2 separate regions of the Mus musculus genome follow, and region 1 is linked to region 2. Evidence: chromatin loops called from intact Hi-C (ENCODE). Cell type or tissue: left cerebral cortex. All regions are shown on one strand. Each heading gives the region's core, and the rest is flanking DNA. Links, peaks and the distances in the headings are about the cores only.

Region 1 (8,000 bases), core at 1-8,000, 97 kb before region 2:
ACTTGATGGTAAAACTTGACAAAATGTTTTAATAATGGAGGCACTCCTGAGGGAAATCAAAACAAGAGAGGACTTAGAAGAGTGGACCAGGGGCCATCTGGAAGATCTGGGAAGCTCAGTTGTTCTGCTGTCTCTAATGGACTCAACAACTGGGGAGAGCTGAAGCTATCCCGGAGTTCTCATCCAGCAATTATGTTACAGAGGCATTACCTGACTATTCGATAGCGGAGATGGGAGGTATTAAAACCGAGGGCTCTTTCTCCTCCATCACATCACAGGCCACACCCTGCAGCCTTTGGTTTTCCTGAGCACTTCTGTAATTACACCGTAAAGGGGTCTCTTTATACGGAAGGCATAAAGCTGAGTAGACCAAGCTTGAACTGCTTGAAGGATGACCCAGAGACCACAGCAGTTGTCTTCATGAACACAGGCTAGGCCCCAAGCTTCCAATTTCCAGATATGCACGTGTTCTTCGTTTATAAAGATTAGGTCGAAATGTAACTGTGTGTCTTTTGCATTCAATAACATAGCTCAGGATACCCAACTGATGCCATGACTTCTGCATTCACTAACATAGCCCAGGACACCCAACAGATGCCATGACATGTCTCAGGTGGTCAGATGCACCCTGACTATACTCAAAAACTCGAAAGTCCATTTAAGAACGGGTGTGATCTTCCCATCATGCTCACCCGAAAGCACCGAGCCATCAACTTGACTGAATGGATGACTTCTTGACCTCAACTTCACATGCCAAGGACAAGTGTAGTGACTGAAAACCCATGGATACATGCAGACATTTTCCTTGAGTCAGCAGAGACTAGGGAGGGGGTGAGCAACAGAGGCATGATGCATTTCCTGTTCCTATGGAAACCGAGACGTGTGATGCACAATACACAGAGTTTAAGTGAATTTTAAAATGAATGTTACACAGAAGTTTCAACCGTGCTGTACTTGGGGAGCAACAGAAATTCAGTACTCACTGGGAATTTACAAAAAAATCCGAGAGAGGGGGTGGGAGAGATGCCTCTCGGTCCAGAGAGCTTCTTGTTCTTCCAAAGGACCTGGGTTCTGTTCCCGGCATCAGGTGGCTCACAGCTGCCTGTTCTGCCATCTGTGGGCACCCACACACATGTTGTATGACACACATGCACACAAACATGAATAAGAAGGGGGGAGCCCACGTAATAGAGATGGGGTGGGGTCAGGAAGAGTACTTTTGTGGGAACAGGGGTTAATCTACAGATACAAAGTCTTCCGCGGCCTACTAATGCCACGGGGGAGGGCCAATCAGCCTTTCCTTCTATTACTTATGTCCCTCAGCAGAGGATGAAGCCAAGGAGAGCCAGTGATGGAGAAAGGTGGTCAGTGTCCACCCAAAAGCTAGCCTGTGAGAGATGGGAACAGTGGATATAAATGGGAAAAAAAAAACCCAAAACCTTTCTCAGCTTCATATGCACAACATCAGGGATGAATCCAGGGCGTGTGAAGGCTGATCACGGGGTCTACTGGTTCCTGCTTTGGCCTAGACTATTTAAAAACAAACAAAAAAATCTTTTAAAATACATAACCTACCTGAATAAGAATCCCTGTGTGTTATAGGTAGCAGGGCATCTGGTATAAATGTAAAAATCTGTAAGTATGTAATTATGGTTTAAAGACTACATGTTTACCTTGGGGTGGGGAAGCCTCTCTCCTCTCTCCCTTTGTCCTCTGCCCCTGACTCCTTTCTCTGATGTTTTTTCTACTTGTAGAAAAAAATATATATACCGATATGAAATCAGACTCTATTTCTGACAGTAGGGTATATGAGAGGGCCACACACACTTTATATAACTAAAACTACCTCAAAAAGAAACCTTTTCTGGTATGGTCAGGCCCCAAGCTCCCTGTCTTGCCTTTTGAAAGTATATGTTACTCAGGAGCTGCCACTGAAGTCGACTTAAGAAAAATTTTCAAATAAATAAATAAATAAATAAATAAACCCTCCCAAAACTAGAGGCAGATTGAAAATAGCAGGTCTGGAGAGATGGCTCAGCGTTTAAGACGTTGCTCTCCCAGAGAACCCCGGTTTAATTCCCAGCAACCAACATGGCAGCTCACAACTGTCTGTAACTCCAGTGACAGGGCATCCATGCCCCCTCACACAGACATACATGCAGGCAAAAGACTAATGCACATTAAAAATAATAAATCATTAAAAAAATTTAAAAAGGAGCAAAACACAGCATAGTCACCCATGTGTCAGATGCCAAGGGAAAGTGACACCAGGTGACCCCAACCTCAATCATGTTTCTATGAGAGCAAATGGCCACCTACCAACAGAATCCTCGGGGAAAGATAAACATGTGACCAACTGCAGCAGGCCAAGCTGTGCTGCATGGCCACTTTATATAAATCCAAGCTGAAAATATTAACCAATGTAACCATGGTTACTGGTTAGAGATAAGAGCTTCTATTTCTTTCTTTCTTTTTCTTTCTTCTTTTCTTCCTTTCTTTTTTTTTGTTTTTTGTTTTTTGTTTTGTGTGTGTGTGTGTGTGTGTGTGTGTGTGTGTGTATGTGTCTGTGTTCATAAAATCTGGCTTTGGTTTGTCACATCAGCTCTTTAAACCTGTTCTAGCCTTCTTCCAGAATCAAGAAGATGCCTCGAATTTCACCCATTTAAGACAAAAGTGAGTTTATTTCTGTACTATGCACATTTTTTTCCCTCCTATCCCAAGGGAATGCATTTGGACAAATCCCTCTGGGAAAGAGACTGCAGGAATCATTTCCATACGAAGCCCTCACAGTCAGCAGATCAGCAGATGAAGCCTGTTGTCAAGGATTTTTTTTTTTCTCTCAGAAGACGAACTCTTACCAAGTGACAAACACTCCCAGTTACATGCTAAGAACATCTTCAGTCCTCCCAGATTCTAGCCATCCACCATCAGAATGCCCTGACCCATCTTCTCTCCGCCTCCCCAACTGGCTCCTGGCATGATTTACTTTCGCTAAGATTTGGTTCCATAGCAACCAGGAAGGCAACGAGCCTGCAGTTCAGCTCACCAATGACATTTTTTAAAGTTAGAGTTTTAAAACACCAAGACTACCTCTCCACATGACGGCAGACAAGAAAGCCAAAAGGGAAACAAGGAAACAAAGCTAAAAAAAAAAAAAAAAAAACCCATACAACAGGATGCAAACAGTTTCCTGTGTGGGCTTGTAGTTTCAATCCGAAGCTATGGAATGAAACGATGCTTGGATCTCTGCTGTGGGTGTCTCTATTAGGCTCTCAGAATCAACTGGCTTAATAACGTCCTTTTAAAAAGAGGATTTTACCAGCTGGGTGGTGATGACTCACACCTTTAATCCCAGCACTTGGGAGGCAGAGGCAGACTGATCTATGTGAGTTCGAGACCAGCCTGGTCTACAAAGCCAGTTCCAGGACAGCCAGGACTGTTACACAGAGAAACCCTGCCTCAAAACCCAAACCAAACCAACCAAACAAACAAACAAACAAACAGAAAGGACATCACCTGAACCTCTGAATTTGGACTCTAGAATGATCTTAGTCATGCAAAAGCGAGGGAGGGAAACGGGGTTTGTAGAAGAGAGGGATAGCTCTGAGACCCCACAATGCTGAGATTAGTGACGGTCAAGACACCCTGATGATGTGACTTACGTTCTTATGGGCTTGATGGCAACACAATTCGCCTGGGCGTCACTAAATCCCTACTGGAAATAAGAAGTTTGACGGATTGCATTTGGAGAATGATTAACAGTCAGAAATACAAAGAAACTGTCCCAGATAAAACAGAGTTTCATTTTGAACTTCAATCTCCTACCCATGGCTATCCTGCTATTACTCACTATACCACTCACTGCAAAAAAGTATGTACACATTCTTGCTAAATGCTTCTCATGAAGCTTACAGAGGTGACTTCCAAACTGGCAGCAAGAGTATTGAATTGACAGCCAAGCACTAAGATACAAGTCACCTTGATAGCAAAACTAGTATTTTGTGGAACCTATCAGCCCGTTACTCAGTGAACCCTCTGGGGATGCAGCAGGGATAGCAGACAGCAAGAACAGGAGTTATAGCTGAATTCAAATCAACAATTTAAAGGAATGTGTGTGTGTGTGTGTGTGTGTGTGTGTGTGTGTGTGTGTGTGTGAGATGGTTTGTATATGCTCCACCCAGGGAGTGGCACGATTAGAAGTCATGACTTCATTGGAGTAGGTGTGTCACTGTGGGTGTGGGCTTTAAGACCCTCATCCTGGCTGCCTGGAAGTCAGTATTCTGCTAGCAGCCTTCAGATGAAGCTGTAGAACTCTCAACTTCTCCTGCATCATGTCTGCCTAGATGCTGCCATGCTCCCACCTTGATGATAATGGACTGAACCTCTGAACCTGTAAGCCAGCCCCAATTAAATGTCCTTTATAAGAGTTGCCTTGGTCATGGTGTCTGTTCACAGCAGTAAAACTCTAACTAAGACAGTGTGTGTGTGTGTGTGTGTGTGTGTGTGTGTGTGTGTGTGTGTGTATAGACATGTGCAAGCACACACACATACAAGCCATGAAGGGCCATTACCAGCAATAAAAACACTCAGACACTGAGTTTAGCTCAAATGTGGCCATCTAATATAAAAAAAAATTTTTTTAAAATCTATGTAGAATGCCCTTAAAAAGCCCAAGAGTTCCTCACACAAAAATTATCAAAATGAATCAAGTCAGTAAAGACAGTGGGGGTGATCTTTTGGAAAGACCATACAGGGAAAACTGTATCTTCCTGTTTTGTTTGTTTATTTCCTTCAATGTACAGAGAATAAGATGAAGGCAGAGGCTGGCAGTAAACTGACAGAAGCTTCCAAGGAAGGAAACCCCAGAACAAGACAAAGGCAGGTGGCCATGCGTGGGTCAGAAATTGATTACAAACACGTAATCAGCTGTCATTACTCACTCAAAGGAATGTACTTTAATGAGACATGAAATTCCAGTGGTGATTTAGGGAAAAGTGCCAGGGAGGAATGGATATTCTAGCAGGGAAAATGTGTACCGTTGCTGTGCAGTGCCACATGTTGGTGACACGTGGGAGACACTTGAGGAGGGAGTTGCTAACACAAGCCACTCCTAGCAAGCCCACTTGAGCCTGTCTTTCGTCTGGTCCACCGGGGTCCTGCAGGTGATAATGAGGTCCAGACTGCAGACTTCAGAAATCTGTTGTTTCTGATTCTAGCTGTGTTCATGAGAATCCTTTCATCAATGCTGAAAAAGAGCTATAGGTTTCTCAGTATAGATGGGAAGGTTTTATGTCACAGTAGAAATGAGAATGGAAGAGCTGGAGAGATGGCTCAGTAGTTAAGAGCACTGGTTGCTTGCTCTTCCAGAGGTCCTGAGTTCAATCCCCAGCAACCACTTGGTGGCTCACAACCATCTGTAAGGGGATCTAATGCCTTCTTCTGGTGTGTCTGAAGATAGCTACAATGTACTCATGTAAATGAAATAAATCTTTTAGAAAGAAAGAAAGAAAGAAAGAAAGAAAGAAAGAGAGACGGAGGGAAGGAGGGAGGGAGGGAGGGAGAGAGAGAGAGAGAGAGAGAGAGAGAGAGAGAGAGAGAGAGAAAGGAAGAAAGAGAGAGAGAGATGTGAGAACTGAACAGAGTGCCTAATGAGACATCATGAAGTTGCCATTGTAACTCTGTCCCAAAGCTGACAGCAATGGAGGAATGCTAGCATTTCCGTTAGGCTACTACAAAGACTGTTCAGCCTCTCTCTCTCTCTCTCTCTCTCTCTCTCTCTCTCTCTCTCTCTCTCCTCTCTCTCTCCCTCCCTCTCTCTCTCATGTTCTCAGCTGGCCTCTTCTCTTTTTCTCTCCTCTCTCTTTCTGTTCTTCTCTGTCCCCCTCCCCCTCTGCTTCTACCTCCCCTTCAAGGTCCCAAATAAATTCCCTTTTATATTAAAAAAAAAAGCTGACAGCTAAGTTTTCAATTCACTTGAGATGGAATTAATTATGATTATCTCATCAAGCATATACAGGTCACTTTTTAAAACAATTTTTTTCCGCCCTTCTGGTCTGCACCAGCACCAGGTCACCTTGGGCTCAGAGTCAGCGGACATCCCCAAGGTCCCGAGAGGACTCTCCACTAGCTCTTCCAACCACCAGCCCTGTTTCAGGCCTTCATCTTCTGCCAGGAGGCAGGTCCGAATGCCAGATATCTGTGCACTTTCCCTGCAAGAGGAAAGCTTGCCTGCAGAGAGTGCTCAGACCACTGAGACTCAGGAGAGAGTCTCCCAGGTGTGTTGACAGAGGCTAACAGAATCACGGGAGGAACAAGCTCTAACCAGAGACAACTATAACAACTAGCTCCAGAGATTACCAGATGGCGAAAGGCAAACGTAAGAATCCTACTAACAGAAATCAAGACCACTCACCATCATCAGAATCCAGCACTCCCACCTCACCCAGTCCTGGTCACCCCAACACACCCGAAAACCTAGACCCGGATTTAAAAGCATATCTCATGACAATGGTAGAGGACATTAAGAAGGACTTTAATAACTCACTTAAAGAAATACAGGAGAACACTGCTAAATAGTTTCAAGTCCTTAAAGAAAAACAGGAAAGCACATCCAAACAGGTGATGGAAATGAACAAAACCATACTAGACCTAAAAAGGGAAGTAGACACAATAAAGAAAACCCAAAGTGAGGCAACACTGGAGATAGAAACCCTAGGAAAGAAATCTGGAACCATAGATGCCAGCAATAGCAACAGAATACGAGAGATGGAAGAGAGACTCTCAGGTGCAGAAGATTCCATAGAGAACATCAGCACAACAATCAAAGAAAATGCAAAATGCAAAAAGATCCTAACTCAAAACATCCAGGAAATCCAGGACACAATGAGAAGACCAAACCTACAAATAATAGGAGTAGATGAGAATGAAGATTTTCAACTTAAAGGGCCAGCAAATATCTTCAACAAAAGTATAGAAGAAAACTTCCCAAACCTAAAGAAAGAGATGCCCATGAACATACAAGAAGCCTACAGAACTCCAAATAGACTGGACCAGAAAAGAAATTCCTCCCAACACATAATAATCAGAACAACAAATACACTCAATAAAGATAGAATATTAAAAGCAGTAAGGGAAAAAGGTCAAGTAACATATAAAGGCAGGCTGATCAGAATTACACCAGATTTTTCACCAGAGACTATGAAAGCCAGAAGAGCCTGGACAGATGTTATAGAGACACTAAGAGAACACAAATGCCAGCCCAGGATACTATACCCAGCCAAACTTTCAATTACCATAGATGGAGAAATCAAAGTATTCCAGAACAAAACCAAATTCACACATTATCTTTCCATGAATTCAACCCTTCAAAGGATAATAACAGAAAAAAACCAATACAAGGACGGAAACCACGCCCTAGAAAAAGCAAGAAAGTAATCCTTCAACAAACCTAAAAGAAGACAGCCACAAGAACAGAATGCCAACTCTAACAATAAAAATAATAGGAAGCAACAATTACTTTTCCTTAATATCAATGGACTCAATTCTCTAATAAAAAGACATAGACTAACAGACTGGCTACACAAACAGGACCCAACATTTTCCTGCTTACAGGAAACCCATCTCAGGGAAAAAGACAGACATACCTCTGAATGAAAGGCTGGAAAACAATTTTCCAAGCAAATGGTCTGAAGAAACAAGCTGGGGTAGCCATTCTAATATCGAATAAAATCGACTTCCAACCCAAAGTTATTAAAAAAGACAAGGAGGGACACTTCATACTCATCAAAGGTAAAAATCCTCCAAGAACTCTCAATTCTGAATATCTATGATCCAAATGCAAGGGCAGCCACATTCATTAAAGAAACTTTAGTAAAGCTCAAAGCACACATTGCACCTCACACAATAATAGTGGGAGACTTCAACACACCACTTTCATCAATGGACAGATCATGGAAAGAGAAACTAAACAGGGACACAGTGAAACTAACAGAAGTTATGAA
Region 2 (15,361 bases), core at 1-8,000:
GCCAAACATAATTTCTTTTCTTTTTTTTAAAGTATATTCCATTTCATTCTCAACCACCTAGTTTAAAATTAATGCATATTCTCTTAAACATGTAAATATTTGCTGATTTAAAGAGACGATTCACTTTCAAACCAATAGTGAAAGATAATCTCTCTGAGCTGGAAAATATGAGACAAGGTTTCCTAACGGAAGAGCTGTTTGGTTTTTTTTTTTTTTTTTTTTTGTGGCTCTTCTAAACTCCTAGAGAGAAGTTACTTATTTAGCGCCAACTGCATACCAAGCGGCTGTGATGAACATCAGAGAGTCCATGTGCCTAAGAACACCGGACTCTAACACTAACTTGAATGCAGTGGCAGAAGAGGGGGGTGGACCATTCCCCAAGGGCCTGCTCTCTGCATACCAAGGTGAATCAAGGGATGGGACACTTGACCTTCAAGGATGCAAGGGATAACACTAAACCACTCGATACTGAAAGGCTCTCTTGGTGTCAAAGATAGGTGTGAGAAGAAAATGGTTTAGCTTGGGGGTGGGGGTGGATGCTGGTAAGAACTCCACTGTCCTTCACAGGAATGAAAGACAAAACATTGGCACAAGGGTGCAGTATTTTGAAGGACTGGAGTCTGGTGGTCTGGAATTTGGAGTCCACTGAGCCACAACACAGACTTTAGAAGTGGGGGGGGGGGGGGCAACGGAGGCTTTAGTCAAGAACATGGAGGCAGCAGGCAGGACACTGTGGCATCGAATGGGAAGGGCTCATGGCTGTCTAATGCATTGTGCGCTGCACCACACAGAATCACCTCATGGGAGACATGAGATAATGCCGGAAAAAAAATTTCAAGGGGAAGGGGGGAGAAAAAAAAAAAAAAGAATCAGGTCCAAAGAGTCCACGTGATTTACAGCCACCCCAAGACGCTGTTCATTTTCATCTAGATTGGGCTGTCAGGCTTCATGTGTCCGCCTGGGTTCTCTGTGACACTCTGTGTTCAGAATCGTGGTGGAGCCTGTCAGGCACTTAAGGGGATCAGCTCAGAAACATGAGCAGAGCTGACAGTTTGCCTTGAGAAAGGCCACCCCTCGGCTAGGCATTAAGCAAATCATTTGTGCTGTGCAGCTGCGACCCGCTCCCTGGGGAAATCACACTCGCACCTTTTCTGATACCGTCAAGCCCTGTGGAGCCAAGGTCCAAGAGGGGAGAGCTGACTTCAAACCAATCTGTACAGCTTCACTTGGTAGGGTGTTGAACGGCTGCCCAAGAATGTTGGCATGTCCCCGAACATGCCTCAGCTGAGCCTGCTGGTAGCAGCTCCATTAAAGTATGTCTTATTCAGAGGAACCTTTTTCATAAATAGTAAGTAGGCTATGAGCATTTTTTGAAATGCTTGATCGATTCAAGCAAGGGTTGCAATCTTTCATGTTCTCTACTATACCCAATCATTCCCTGGGCGTCCACTGGCTGAGCATACATCACATTGGGAGGCAAGGAATCATTTTAAAGAGACATCAGCAGATATATCAGACCTGGGCATTAAAGCATAAAAATCTAAGAATTCGAACTGAAGACGCAGAGAGCCCATCACCCATCCTCCTTCAACAAGCCATGAGCTACAGTCCTGTTTCAAGGGACCTGTTTTTCTTTGTTCCAGATGTATCTAGCCTTGCCTCTGGTGGCACACCTTAAATCTGAGACAGTTTATGAGCCACAGTGGGTTAAAAAAAAAATCACAGTCCCGCATCTGAGAATCACCTTTCTTTCCCATTTCAAAATGAACAGAAAAGTTCAGGGCACATCTTAGGATGACACGCACATTCGTGACACCCAGAATGAATCTACAGGTTTGCTGCAATCCTCTGCCGCTCTTTTGACAAAACCTCAAACCGCGTGGAAAGCAGAATGAATCCCATGAACTGAATGGATCCTGGAGACATATGGCTGACAGGCAGCTGGGCTGAATGCAGACCCGAGATTTATCCGCCATCAAAGGAATCGATAATTAAAATGGAGCTCACCTCCATGCTGGGTTTTTTTTTTAAAGTCTAACTACAGGTTTCCCCAAGTTTGCCTAAAATATATATTAAAGCTTAGCATCCATAACATAAGAATATTCATTAGTAATTGTACCCTACCGATCACAAGCATGGGGAAAATTCAAAAGGTAGGGGAAACACACCCACTCACATAATTAGGACATATGTTTACTTAATGTTCCTTTCATTGCTATTAGAGGGAACACTAGCTCAGCAAATCCAAATCACAATGTTTTAACTGTTTCAATATTGTAGCCATAGACCCCAGTCGAGGTGTTTGCCAGCAACCCAGAACACACCCCATTAACAGGGGAGAAAAAAACAAAAGCAATTCTTGCTTCTAGTGGCTTCTTTCTCGGGCTAAAGACAGCTCTCTGGAAAAGGCAGCCTCCAGATCACCTCCCGGGAGCCGGGAGAACAATGAAGAACGTGTTGATCCTGCCTCTTACCTTTTTTCCTTTCCTCTTCCTATGAGCAGGCTTGGCGGGCTTCTCCTTTGGCTCTTCACTCATCTTTCCTTGAGATCAGGGGAGTTGAGACGAGGCAGGAGATCACCTTCCGTGTTCCCACATCCAAACCCACGGCAAAGAGTCACAGCATTGAGACCAAAGTCCATTTAGGGAACTCCCCAGGCAGAGCGGCTGCTTCAAGCCAGCCCTGGCTGCTGTCACGGGCAACTCAGCTCGCCTCAGGGAGGAACTGGGTGTTCTCTCCAGCAAAGCCCTGGTTATTCCTCCAAAGAAAAATCAATATTCCAACCCTTTGTTTTCTTCCTTCCTTTCTTCCTTCTTTCTTTTTCTTCCTTTCTCTCTCTTTTTATTTGTTTTTTTAGCCAGTCGTTACCCCGAGAAAAGATCTTGACAACATTTCAGGGCTTGCTTCTCCACGGTGATTCTAGCTTGGAAATGGTGAGAGAGAGAAAGGGGGAGGCATACGTGCATGTGCGCTGCACACACACACACACACACACACACACACACACACACACACACACACAGGAATAAGCTAGACTGCTGACGAATCTCTGAAGCGTCCCAGGGGCTGGCTCACTGCAGTTTGCAAGCTGGGAAGCCAAGCCGAATGTAAATGCTCTGAGATCAAGCCTCCAGAGGACACATGTGTTGAAAGCATTGGGTATACCCAGGAGGCAGCAGTGGGGGTGGTAACGAGAGATCGGGTTACTGGTTCGTGAAAACACACACACACACACACACACACACACACACACATTCTCTCTCTCTCTCTCTCTCTCTCTCTCTCTCCCCCACCCCCAACCCCAACCCCATGATTAAAAACAATAAAGAGACCTGTTACTACAGAAGACAAAGCTGGATTCTTACCCAGTGAGGTGGTTTTTGTTGTTGTTGTTTGTTTTGTTTTAAAATGTAATTAGCAAAAAATAAATAAAATAAAATAAAATAAAGTTTGCAGATTGCCTAACCAAAGCTATGGACTTCTAATGAAGAATCTGTCACACGGAGCCCATACCTAAGTTGCCAGTACCACATTCAAGCTTTGGTCATGAATATATCAAACCAACCATGAAAAGGAGCCCTCCAGAATATTCAAGAAATCCAAAAGGTTCAGCCCCTGGCTTTTTCTGTGCCAGAAACATCCTGTGCTCCTGGATAAGGCACTCAGGTCAGTGCAGGTCTCTGGCCACATTACAGCCACCACAGGGTCCCCAAGCACACAGAGGCACACACTCCTGCTCTGGGCCACCAAGATTTTGAGAGGTCTCTGGGTGACTTCACTCCTTTGTGGAAAGTCTCCAAAATGGTCCACGCATCGGAACACAGCTGATTTACTGTCGGGTGTGGTCGCTTAAGCATCTTTGGAAAGTGTTAGGAATCCATTCTTGTTAGGAAGGAATAAGGTTCTGGGTCCCCCCCCCCCAATCCCGGCCAGATCACCTTTAAGATGGAAGCAGGTCCCTTGAGCTAAAACACATGTACACTAGGAAGGGAGGAACGAGCGGGAATCCAGAGAGGAGGCTGGCTCAGGGAAGTGGATTTTAATTAATATGATCAAAGACATACAGGAGCGTAAATGAGACCCAGAAGGCCAGTTTTCAGTGAGGTACATGGAGCTATTTAATACTGGAGACACAATGCTAAAATACTGAAGCCAAAATCACCATTTCTCATCTATCATTTAAGCAGGGTTGTACCTATGTTCAACAAATCTGGACTCCCCAAGCGCCACCCCCCTAAAAATGAGTGAGCATGAGGGCAGCTTGAGACAGCTCTGTCATGGACACCAGGGTTACAAGTGCTTGCTCCAGCGACCCATGGAGATCCTGCGCACTGTGGGTTATTTAATGGTTGTTCTGCGGCTGCGCATTACAAACAGTAAACCACCACTCAAAGGCTGGCAGGGAGCATTGATGGCGGTTGCCCCACCCCTCCGTGACCTGGGGGTTCCTTCAGCTTTGAGCAGCTGCTAACCTGTCTCTCCCGTTTCTGCTGCTGTTCTGGAATGTTTCTCTGGCAGAGTAATAAAAGGTAGAAAAACCATTAACACGGTAGGATGGTTCCTTCAAGTTTTTCATTAATTCAGTGCTTGCTCATCTTCAGGACCGGGCAGTCTGGGGAATGATAGTAACGTCCCTGGGTTGATCTGTCCCTGACTGCAGTGAGATGAGCCTGGGCTTATTTGCATTATGCTCTGAGGGAGAAACTATGAAGTCGGTGCTTTGTATGAATTCTCCATAAACTGAACTATCCATGCAGGTAAAGTCAAGTCTGAATATCCCATTTAAATCTTCAACTCTTCACTCGACAAGCCACAGAGATAACCTACCTGCTCTGTCATTTTACCAGAGTACTACTGACATTTTAAAAAAAAATTTTTTTTAGAAACTTATTTTATGTGTACGAATGTTTACTTGAATGTGTACCGCATGCATGCAGTGCATAAGATGGCCAGAAGAGGGCGCCAGATCCCCCCCTCAAACTAGAGTTATTACAGGTTGGGACCCACCATGTGGGTGCTGGAAATTGAACCCAGGTCCTCTGGAAGAACAGTCGGTGCTCTTAACTGCTGAGTCATCTCTTCAACACCTTCCCTTCTAAGAAAAGTCTTTGTTTATGCCTAATGTCCTGAGTGTAGGATTAGAGAAAGAATGGAAAGAAGAGGGTATTGGATGAGGTGGTCCACAGATAAACAAACACTGCCTGCCGGGCTCCCAACTCTACCAGTGCTGTGAGATCTTTGAGCAGGAGCATTTCGCCAAGTGGGACAGCAATGTAACACTCAGGATGGGGATTTATTCTTCTCTTTAGGCTTGCACTGATGTCCCATTTTTTCTGTTATTTGCTACCCTTTGAAGGGTTCCATTAAAGAGACTTATAAAAACCGCTTATCCAAGCATTGCAAAGATACCCACACTAAGCTATGTTATCAGGGGATCCTGGCAAAAAGGAGGCTGGTGGCTGTAATCTCTTGCTTTCGCTTTACTGTGCAGAAAAATGGATGCTTTAATGACCGATTAAAAGAATTCACCTTGATGAGATCATTCTTTCACAATAAACATTTTAAAACTCAAAAACAAACAAACAAACAAACAACCCCAGAGCCTAGAATTTATTCTGCTCACTCCAGGACAAATGCCATGTTTTCTCTTATATAAAAGGTGGGGAGGGAGGCAAAGAGGGACTTCAGGGAGGGAGAGAATGGAAAGAGACAGTGATGGAATTTATATAAAATGAAAGCAGCTTGGAGGAGTAGTTGGTGGATGGACAGAGACCACCAAGCAAGGGCAGGAGGGTGTGTGCATAAATTAGAACTAAGTACAATGCCACAATATGTATCCCAATACCACGATAAAATGGTATACTAACTTACAAAATTAATTTTAAAATATTTTTAAATTAGTCTGTTTACATACAAGCATGTAAATAAGAGACTATTAATTATTAAGATGTATAAAATTTAAAAAACCACACACTAAAATGTCAATCATGACATTTTTAAAACATAAAAGCGTATTCCAGTTGATGCAAAATTTAGGGGACGGACGGGATAGACTGTTTTTAGTTCATTCCAGACTTTACTGTATTTGTTTATAGACACAAGTCTTCTCTTGCAAGTTTCTGTTCCCTCTGCTGATGGAAAAAAAAAAAAATAGAAAGTGTAGAAAGTGAAAAAAAAAAAAAAACCCAAAACAGACAAATAAAACAAAACAAAAACCCCCTTTTACCATGACCTGGTAAAATCATACGAGAGTCACTCTGCGGAGCAACCACACTTCCTAAGGAAAACCCCCACAAACCTAGCTTCCATAGCCTGAAGGTACCAAAGCGAGTATGTAACCAGCTCTGACAGAGCATCCAACTCCCAGACGGGAACTGAAATGTGTCCAATTATTTAAGTAATAAGATGTCAGAGCCTTCAGCCCTGCCACAGGAAGTGGAGGCAACTCATTGTGAGATCCAGGCCCTTTCTCTGGAACCCGATGCGTGCCAATCAGCCGGGCATGGTGCCGCACGCCTTTAATCCCAGCACTCAGGAGGCAGAGGCAGGTGAATCTCTGAGTTCGAGGCCAGCCTGGTCTACACAGTAAGTTCCAGGACAGCCAGAGCTACATGGTCAGATCCTGTCTCCAAAAAAAGCAAAACAAAACAACAATAATATCTCCGAAAGTCTGTACAGCTCTTGAGTGGGAGCCTTGGCTGAACACTCCGCCATGATTTTTTTTTTCCCTGACACTGTAAAACACTCACCACTTGGGAGGCAGAGGCAGGTGGATTTCTGAGTTCGAGGCCGGCCTGGTCTACGGAGTGAGTTCCAGGATATTGCCAGGGCTACACAGAGAAACCCTGTCTCGGAAAACAAAACAAAACAAACAAAAAGAGAAAGTGTATTAGGTATTTCATACCCTCATTTCTGATCACCTGCACAGCTATATAAACAATGAGGGCTTTAGTATACCCAAAGGCCTATGAATGCATTTTAAATTGTAATTGTTCTGAGTGAAAGGGTAATTTGATTGATCTAAAAACAGTCTACAGGTGATTACATATTCTAAAAATGTTAAGTGTTAACTACTTACCAATGGCAACCTCCTTTTTTTTTTAAACTCCCAAATTAGAAAATTCTCCAGCCCTTAGAGAAGTTAAATATAACCTAAGAAGATGGTTTAAGCTGTGTGCAATGAAATTATCCAAATGAAAAGCGAGACTCCAGGAGTTCACAGAGGAGGAAACGCCACCCCATAGGCAGGCTACTTACTTGTTCGGCACCGATTAAAGACCCGGCCATCAGGTATTTGATACCAATCTGAGACGGTTCTATTTTTAAAATAAGTAACTCTCATAAGAGGACACAGAGCCCGGTCAACTCTCCTGGAACTGCTCTATTTTTAAAATGAAAGTCGCTTACCATGGGGAAAGCACGGGCAGGTTAACAGCAAACAATTTTTTTTTTTTTAAGTTATCTTCTACATAAAATTCTACGGAAAACTAACCCAGTAGTTTCCTGGCCAAGGCTCGAGTGCCAAAAGACAACAAATAAAAAAATAATAAAATAAAATTAAAAAAGTAAAACAACTTCTTTTTGCCATTCGGGAGACATACCCGAATGGTTCGACTCGTTTTATTTCTCTGACCAGGCCGCTGGGGATTTCTGCTGTGGGCTGGGGAACTGACATGACACACTTGCTAACTCTTGGAAATAACATGCTTTAACATTCTTCATTATTCTTCAACATCAAAAATACCTAGGGACTTCAAGATAAAACGGGCTGTTTTCCTGGAAGCCCTGGAATCTGACCTCTGATCTCTGACCTTCCGGGGTCACCCAGCCAGTTCCTTGTAGAGCTTTACTCCACACCAGACTCTCCCAGAGCTTAAAGTGAAACTGCCCTGAGATCAGATTCAGTTATTATTGGTTAAACAAGCTGGGCCTCCTTACACACATACACACACACACACACACACACACACACACACACACACACACCCTGCTCCCTCCCTCCCTCCTTCCCTCCCTCCCTCTGTTATTGTATTTTTGAGACAAGCTTTCATGAGTCCAGGGGGGGCCTTGAATGTGCTTTGTAGCCAAGGATGGTGGAACTCCTGATCCTCCTGCCTCTGCCTTCTGATTGTTGGGACTGTAGGCTTGAGCACCGTCATGACCAGCTTATGCAGGGCTAGAGAACAAACTTGGGGTTTGGTATGTTCTAGATCCGCTCTCTGCCAGCTAGGCCACACCCTTGCACCCCAAAGGTTTGCTTTAAATTAGAAAGGACATATAGTGATGGTTCTTCGGGTACAGCTGAGAGAACCCTCTCTGTGGGGTGTTGGCATAGACTGTGCCCCACGTTGTGTGAAACCACAGGTGGAACAGGTAGTCAGTGGAATTTTGCTTTTCATCTTTAACTTAGGCTAGTGATGATTTGGGGGTTATCTCTGGCACAACCACTGTTTATCCCACTGGGTAAGAATAAGCCCGCTACCACAATTTTTGAGCCAAAGTTGAAGCAAGCTTTTATTAAAAATATTGACCGGGTTCATGAATACTTAAGAGATCTATACCCAGTATTTCAGGAACTTATAAAGGCAAAACCCATGCTGGCTACATAGTTCCCATTTTCGTCCAATCAGGAACGAGCGTACATCCTGCGGTACTTCCTGCCTAAGCACCTTCTGGCTACCACTGGGTGTGATCAAGCCCATCCTGGGCAGTTGAAGGACCCATGCTTGTTTACAGAGTGAAAACACCTGGCTTGTTGTCTTATGCGAACAGGCTCCGGCATCCCAGAACGCTATCTCCTCGGGCAGGTGGGGCTTACAGGACGGAGGCATTTTTGTCTCATAGATCTCTTAGGCACAGTAATTTAAATGTAAAACGTAGTGCTAACCATCACACCACCACCATGTTTCCTTCCTCTATCTGCCCAACACTTCCAAAGAGAAGCTGGGACCCACAGCCAGCAGACAACAGTGGAAACAGTGTAACGTAGACGTCAAAGTCACATACTAACTAGCCTTTTTTTTCCTTGTGCTGTGCAAACAGCTCAGGAAATACACTTTCCTTTGAAGTCCTTGATGCTTCTCATTGCAAAATGACACACTGACGTTTGCACATCTGCTTGTGTGCCTGAAGATTCAGGCAGGTATAGACAGGAAATAAAACACTGAGTCCAGCTTGCTGTCTAATACACGCATGCTCTGCCAGGTATCTAACGAGCATCTACGCTATAGCTTCTAAGACCCAGCTTAGTTGTACGCACTGCTCTCTCTCGGATATGGCTTAATGTCCCTGTTCCATTTCTATGTGTGTTGGAAGTTTCGGGCAGGTGCGTACGTAGCAGGACTTTCCTGTTTTCCTGGGTCTCCTTTCTTTCCTGATTGTTCAGCCTTGTGTCCATTAAAGTATAACGATATAATCCAAGTGGATTAGAAAAACAGGGAGAGACAGGCGTTCAAAGAGGCTAGCTAGCAAGTGGGCGGACTCCTTTTTGATACTTCCTTCCCTGAAACTCTACCGGTGTGGCTGTCTAGGGCGGGGTAATTTTCTTTCACTAGACTAACAATTCTTTTTAGAGGCCAGTGATATTGGCAGGACTCTTCACACATGAGGGACTGGTGAATCATGCCTTTGATCTTCCCCAAATCCCTGTGTTTTACTTAGCAACAGCAAGGATCCTAAATGATTTTAGACAGAGCTACCGAGACCCGTTCTGAAGAGAGCGTCTTGGTTGTCAAAGTATCCTAACAGTACCAACATGCAAATGAACCAGAAGTATGGCTGCTTCTATTTGGCCCACACCCAAGTGAGATTAGTGGGCTTGCTTCATAGTCTTTTGATGTTATAGAAAACTTTCATGAAAATCAGATAGTTATAGCTCTACCGCATCCAAAGGAGCAGTTCTCAACTGCCCATAGTCCAGGTCACGTATTATTTCTGATGCCCCTATTCTAACAGCTGATGAAATAAAAGAGACTGGAAAAGAAATCACACCCTTAAAACCAATTTAAACCGTATTTCACAGAATCTTACAACTCTATATTACAGTTGGTGCGAATACAATTAAGAATTCCATGTCATAACCTGAATACCGGGAACCTATTATTTGCTACTGCTTTGGAATACATTATTTCATCTCACTCATCTGACTGGGTACAGATGGGTCAGGGACCAAGACAAATCCAGAAGATGATGTAATGATCAAAATAAGCATATATTGAATTGCTTGGGAACCTGCCAGCCATGCCCGACAGAAACAAATAAGTCAGTGAATTAGCCTGTGAATTACAGATCTTCACTCCCCTTCTGTCTTAGTCAGGGTTCCTATTGCTGCACAAAACATCAGGACCAAGAAGCAAGCTGGGGAGGAAAGGGTTTATTCAGCTTACACTTCCATATAGCTGTTCATCACCAAAGGAAGTCAGGACTGGAACTCACAAGGGGCACGAACCTGGAGGCAGGAGCTGATGCAGAGCCCATAGAGGGGTGCTGCTTACTGGCTTGCTTCCCCTACCTTGCTCAGCTTGCTTTCTAATAGAACCCAGGATTAAAATGCCTTACAGCTGGATCTCATGGAGGCATTTCCTCAAGGGAGGCTCCTCTCTCTATGATAACTCCAGCTTCTTCTTCAAACCCAGTCCCTCAGTCTTATACCTATCAGAATGGCTAAGATCAATAAAACAAATGACATCTCACATCCGTGAGGATACGGAGTAAGGGAGACACGGGAGACACTTCATCCAGGCCTGTTGAGACTGGAAGCTTGGACAGCCATTATGTAAAGAGACGTGGCAGTTCCTCAGGAATGCAGGGACTGATCTACCTCAAAATCCAGCTCTACCACTCTTGGGCATCCACCCAAAGGACATTTCATCCTACCACAGAGTTGGTTACTTGTTTACCCATCTTCATTGCAGCTCCTTGTCATAGCCAGAAATTGTGGTATATTTACACAATGGAGTATTCTCAGACATCAAAAAGAAAGAAAGAAAGAAAGAAAGAAAGAAAGAAAGAAAGAAAGAAAGAAAGAAAGAAACCATAAGTTTGCAGGTAAAAAATAATAATAAAAAAATCCTGAGTGAGGTAAACCAGACCTTGAAAAATATGCTATGTATTAGTTTATGTGTGGATATTAGCTGTCCAGTCAACGGTGAGCAAGCTACAGTCTACAGAATCACAGAGGTTAGCAATAAAGTATGGGACGAGGGTGGGATAGGTAGCTCTACCTAGAGAAGGGAATTAGAACAGATATGTATGGATGAACAGTGGAGATCTGCATAGTAGGACCAAATCAGGATGGAAAGGGGAGAGGGATGAGAGAGTGAATACAGGATTAGACAGCTATAATCAATGGCGCTTTGAGGCATAGTATAGAAACCGAATACAGAGCTTCCTAAATATATACATCTATGAAGGTGATCTAAAGGAAATCGCCAAATAATAGAAGGAACCCCAACTGGACATCTCTTGTCACCAAATGAAGCTTCCAGTACCAGGATTGGCTAACATTGAATTGTGCTGTTGCTCAAAGGGGTTCCCATAGGAACCTCCAAACAGCCCAGGCTGTTGCCAAGACTATAGTTTGTTCTCCACAAACTGACAGCAAGGCCCTGCTACTGAAGGCCACACCGACACAACTCAGTGAAGTGCAGAAATAGAGCTGGTGCCTCCATAAAGCCTGCATCCCTACATGCTAGCATCTTTGGTCCAGGAAGGTTCTCTGCTGGCAACCACAGGAAAAAGGCAAGCACCAACTCAGCTACAAACCCTTTGATCTACAATGGTGGCCTGCCTAAAAGGTGCGCTAACACAATAGTGGTATAAAGGCTTTGGTCCTAACCAACCAAGATCTGATTTGACTTAAGGTCCACTCCACCAGAAAGAACCCAAACTTGATGCTTCTTGGGTGACCAGGAACCTTAAACTAGACAGGCCAAGGACCATACAAAGATCACCTAAAAGAATATAACAATAAGATTCCTCCTTAAACCTTTCCGCTTTCCTCACAGATGAGTGCCTCGCTCAGCCATCATAAAAGACGCTTTCTTCCACTGCAGATGGGCAAATAGAGTCCCACAGGCAGATGTGAGCTATTATGCAGAAACTGAGATACTTTGTAACACTTAACCCTAAACAGGAAGTCTCCATCAAATCCCTCCTCTCACGATTCAGGGAACAGGGCAGAAGGGGAGGCAGAAAGAGTCTAAGAGCCAAACAGGATGAAGGACACCAGGGAAACGAGGCCCTTTAGATCAACAGGACTGTCAAACATATGAATCCACAGGGACTGTGGCAGCATGCACAGGGCCTTGTGTGTCTGTGCCAGATGGGGTCCTGAAGCTGAGAGGAGAAGTGGACACGCCCCCCCCATCCCTAACCCAGGTGCTATCCTCTGTTGGTTAACGACTGGCAAGGGAAGAGTTACTTTTCCTCAGAGGGAGGCTCACCAGGGGAGCAAAGCATTCTTAATGGTAGACCCCATGCCCAGCAGTAAATGGTCAAAAGGAAAGGACTTCAATGAGTCCTTGGAGGCTCCCTGTGTTAGATATGTGTCAGGCCTCTCTGTCTCTTTGTCTCTGTCTCTGTCTCTCTCTCTTTCCCTATAGGTCAGTTGTATATATATATATATATATATATATATATATATTGGCTTGCAGGTTTGTATTTTCATGGAGTTCTCGAGTGTCAGTTGTATATATATATATATATATATATATATATTGGCTTGCAGGTTTGTATTTTCATGGAGTTCTCGAGTGTCACTTGTCAATTACATAAGTGAACGTCTGAGTCTCTGTTTCTTGTGCTTTTTCATGGGGCCTTTTCCTTCTGTTTGTTTTGTACTACTCTGGTATATTAGTTTTTGTTTTATCTTATTAATATTATATTAGTTACATTCCCTTAGAAGCCTGTTGGTTTTCTCCTAAGAGACAGAGAGGGATGGATTTGGATGGAAGGGGAGGCAGGGAGGAACTAGGAGGAAGAGTAGAGGGAGGGGAAACAGTAATCAGGGTCTATTAAATGAACAAAAAAATATTTAAAAGACAAGGAGAAAATAAGCCTAGGAAGAAAGTAAACACACTTTCAAGATGTTGCCATAACTTTATAATGATCACCTCCAACCACTGTGAGAATTAATAATTACATACATCAGTAACTCCCTTGGATGGGGCTTTGCCTAGCTTGGGCCCCAGCATCATCTGGAATCTCAGTGTTCAGTGTGGCAACACTGTCATGTTAGGACAGGTTTGGTGACAGGCGGGTCAGTTGCCTAGCACAGCTCTCATGACCCCATTCCAGACGGTCTGCTCCAGCCATCAAGTCTCCTTCCACACTCATGCAGTACCTGCAGAGGCCAGAAGAGGGCAGAGGCTCTCCTGGAGCTGTCAGTTTTGAGCCCCTGGGAGGTGGGTGCTGGGATGCGAACCCAGGTCCTCTGCAAATACAAATGTTCTTAACTGCTGAGCCATCCTGATAGCTCTTAATGCTAAATTTTTTTAAAGATTTATTTATTTATTTATTTAATGTATATGAGTACACTTCTCTGTCTTCAGACAGACTAGAAGGCATCAGATCCCATTACAGATGGTTGTGAGCCACTGTGTGGTTGCTGGGATTTGAACTCAGGACCTCTGGAAGAGCAGTCAGTGCTCTTAACCACTAAGCCATTTCTCCAGTCCAATATTGAATTTCTATAGGCAAACACGCCTCTAATTTTAAATGGTTTATAAATAAATCACCATTTATCTTTTAAAAGATGATCTTTTAAAAACTGGACGTGACATCCACCATCTAAGCTGTTGAGTACCGCAAAATGATAAAGAGTTATGTCCACTGTCATTTAAAATAGTCTCAATCTCTATTAGTAGCTGCCAAAATACTATTCTGTTGTTTTTATTTGTATTTCTTTGATAGGAGAGTTAAAGCCTCCTTAAGTCTATTAGTCTTCATTTCCTTTTGGGTATATGCATGTGCATGTGAGTGTGCGCGTGTGTGCATGTGCGTATGCATGTGTGTGTACATGCACGTGTGTGTGCACGCGCCCACTCATGCACGTGTGTATATGTGTGTGTGCATGCACATGTGTGTGTGTATAACAGCCCTGGATGTCCTGTAATTTACTTTGTAGACCAGGCTGGAATCGAACCCACAGAGATGAACCTGCCTCTGCTTCCTGAGTGCTGGGGTTTAAGACCGTGGGCTACCCTGCTCAGCTAATCTCTTTCATTTCTTATGTAGGCAACTTTATCTTCTGACCACAGTCAATCAGGATAACTAGGAGAGAGGAATGTATGGTTGAGCCTATAAAACAGAATAGTAAAGAACACAGACTGCCCTAAATCAAAATGAAGACTAAACAACTGGTCGGGGCTATAACTACCATCCCTTCCATATTGAGTCAATGCAAATCCGGCATGGCTGCTATACACACACACAAACTTTGCGGATTGTAGAATACCTCTTATTTGTATTTTGAAAGTAGTAAGACTTGTTTCCAAGTAGGTTGAAGTCAGGATAAAATCTGCTTTGTTCCAGTTCGTACTTGCATGAAACTTGATCCTCTGGCCTTGTGAACTGTAAAATCCAACAAATTTACAGGAAAGCTTTCTGGTCCTGGAGAGATGGCTCAGCAGGGAAAAAAAAAAAAAGGGTACCGCTCATTCCAGATTTCTGAATCCCCATGTCAAATGACTCACAACTGCCTGTAACTTCAGTTCCAGGACATCCAATGGCCTCTTCTCTGCAAACACACACACACACACACACACACACACACACACACACAAACACACAGAGTTTGAAAAACCTTTTTCGCTAAAACAAATCCAACATTTCAACTCACAATGACTTACAAACTAAAGGTATGCCTGTCCAAAAACTGAAAATGTCCCCTGAGAGTGGGAAAGAACATCTTCACAGGAAGTCGGCTTCTATTTTTCTATGTAGGTATTTTTCAGGTTTGGAAGATAGAAAAAAAAAATCTCAAAAAAAAAAAAATGACTTCAAAGTGCTCTTCTAACTGGGAGACAGTATTTAGGGGGAACTCACCTCTCTGCCCAGGCAACTTTGTATCATCTTTAAAAACACAGCCCGGCCCCACAGACAGATTCTAGTTCAGGACGATATTCTGAAGCCAGGGAATCTTTCTCATTAATCATAGGAAGCAGAAAAGGGAGATTTACCCAGTGTGGGTGCAATGGGAAGCAGGACAAACAGACAGGGTGGCTCCTCCAAATTCTTCTTAAGGAGTCTGAGGTAAGAGCGAACGTAAAGGGAGAACCAAGGATTTATGCGTCTAAACAGTTCCGATCAAGGTGTGTGGTTCTAGCCCACTGCTGGCTGAACGTCATCTGAGCTTCGGTTA

What was found. A loop is a pair of places that touch in the nucleus more often than their neighbours do. Peaks named below come from ENCODE experiments on the same cell type or tissue, not always from the same donor. Only the 100,000 strongest peaks of a DNase experiment are listed, where the experiment ranks them.
Region 1: it touches region 2 in a loop (2.2-fold over the local background); 3 of 42 quality-filtered maps call a loop at or near these places.

The regions. Positions count from the first base shown.
Region 1 is chr10:69,625,937-69,633,936 of GRCm38, reverse strand. The region is part of intron 1 of Ank3 (ankyrin 3, epithelial); the gene reads right to left. Among named protein-coding and RNA genes, the nearest start is that of Gm33464, 67 kb to the right of the region's middle. In left cerebral cortex, for the core only: no CTCF peak of the experiment used is centred there; DNase peaks (open chromatin) are centred at 907, 2,873 and 3,310; H3K27ac peaks cover 2,802 bases.
Region 2 is chr10:69,521,398-69,536,758 of GRCm38, reverse strand. Ank3 (ankyrin 3, epithelial) reads right to left here and starts at 3,051. Exons shown (of 43, transcript NM_146005.3): 1 at 2,475-3,051. The coding sequence starts at 2,537. It overlaps Gm51806 (a long non-coding RNA gene), which reads right to left and starts at 2,469. Exons shown (of 2, transcript XR_003949008.1): 1 at 1-2,469. In left cerebral cortex, for the core only: CTCF peaks have their summits at 953 and 4,957 (motif pointing right); DNase peaks (open chromatin) are centred at 1,452, 1,832, 2,658, 3,036 and 1 more place; H3K4me3 peaks cover 3,191 bases; H3K27ac peaks cover 2,576 bases.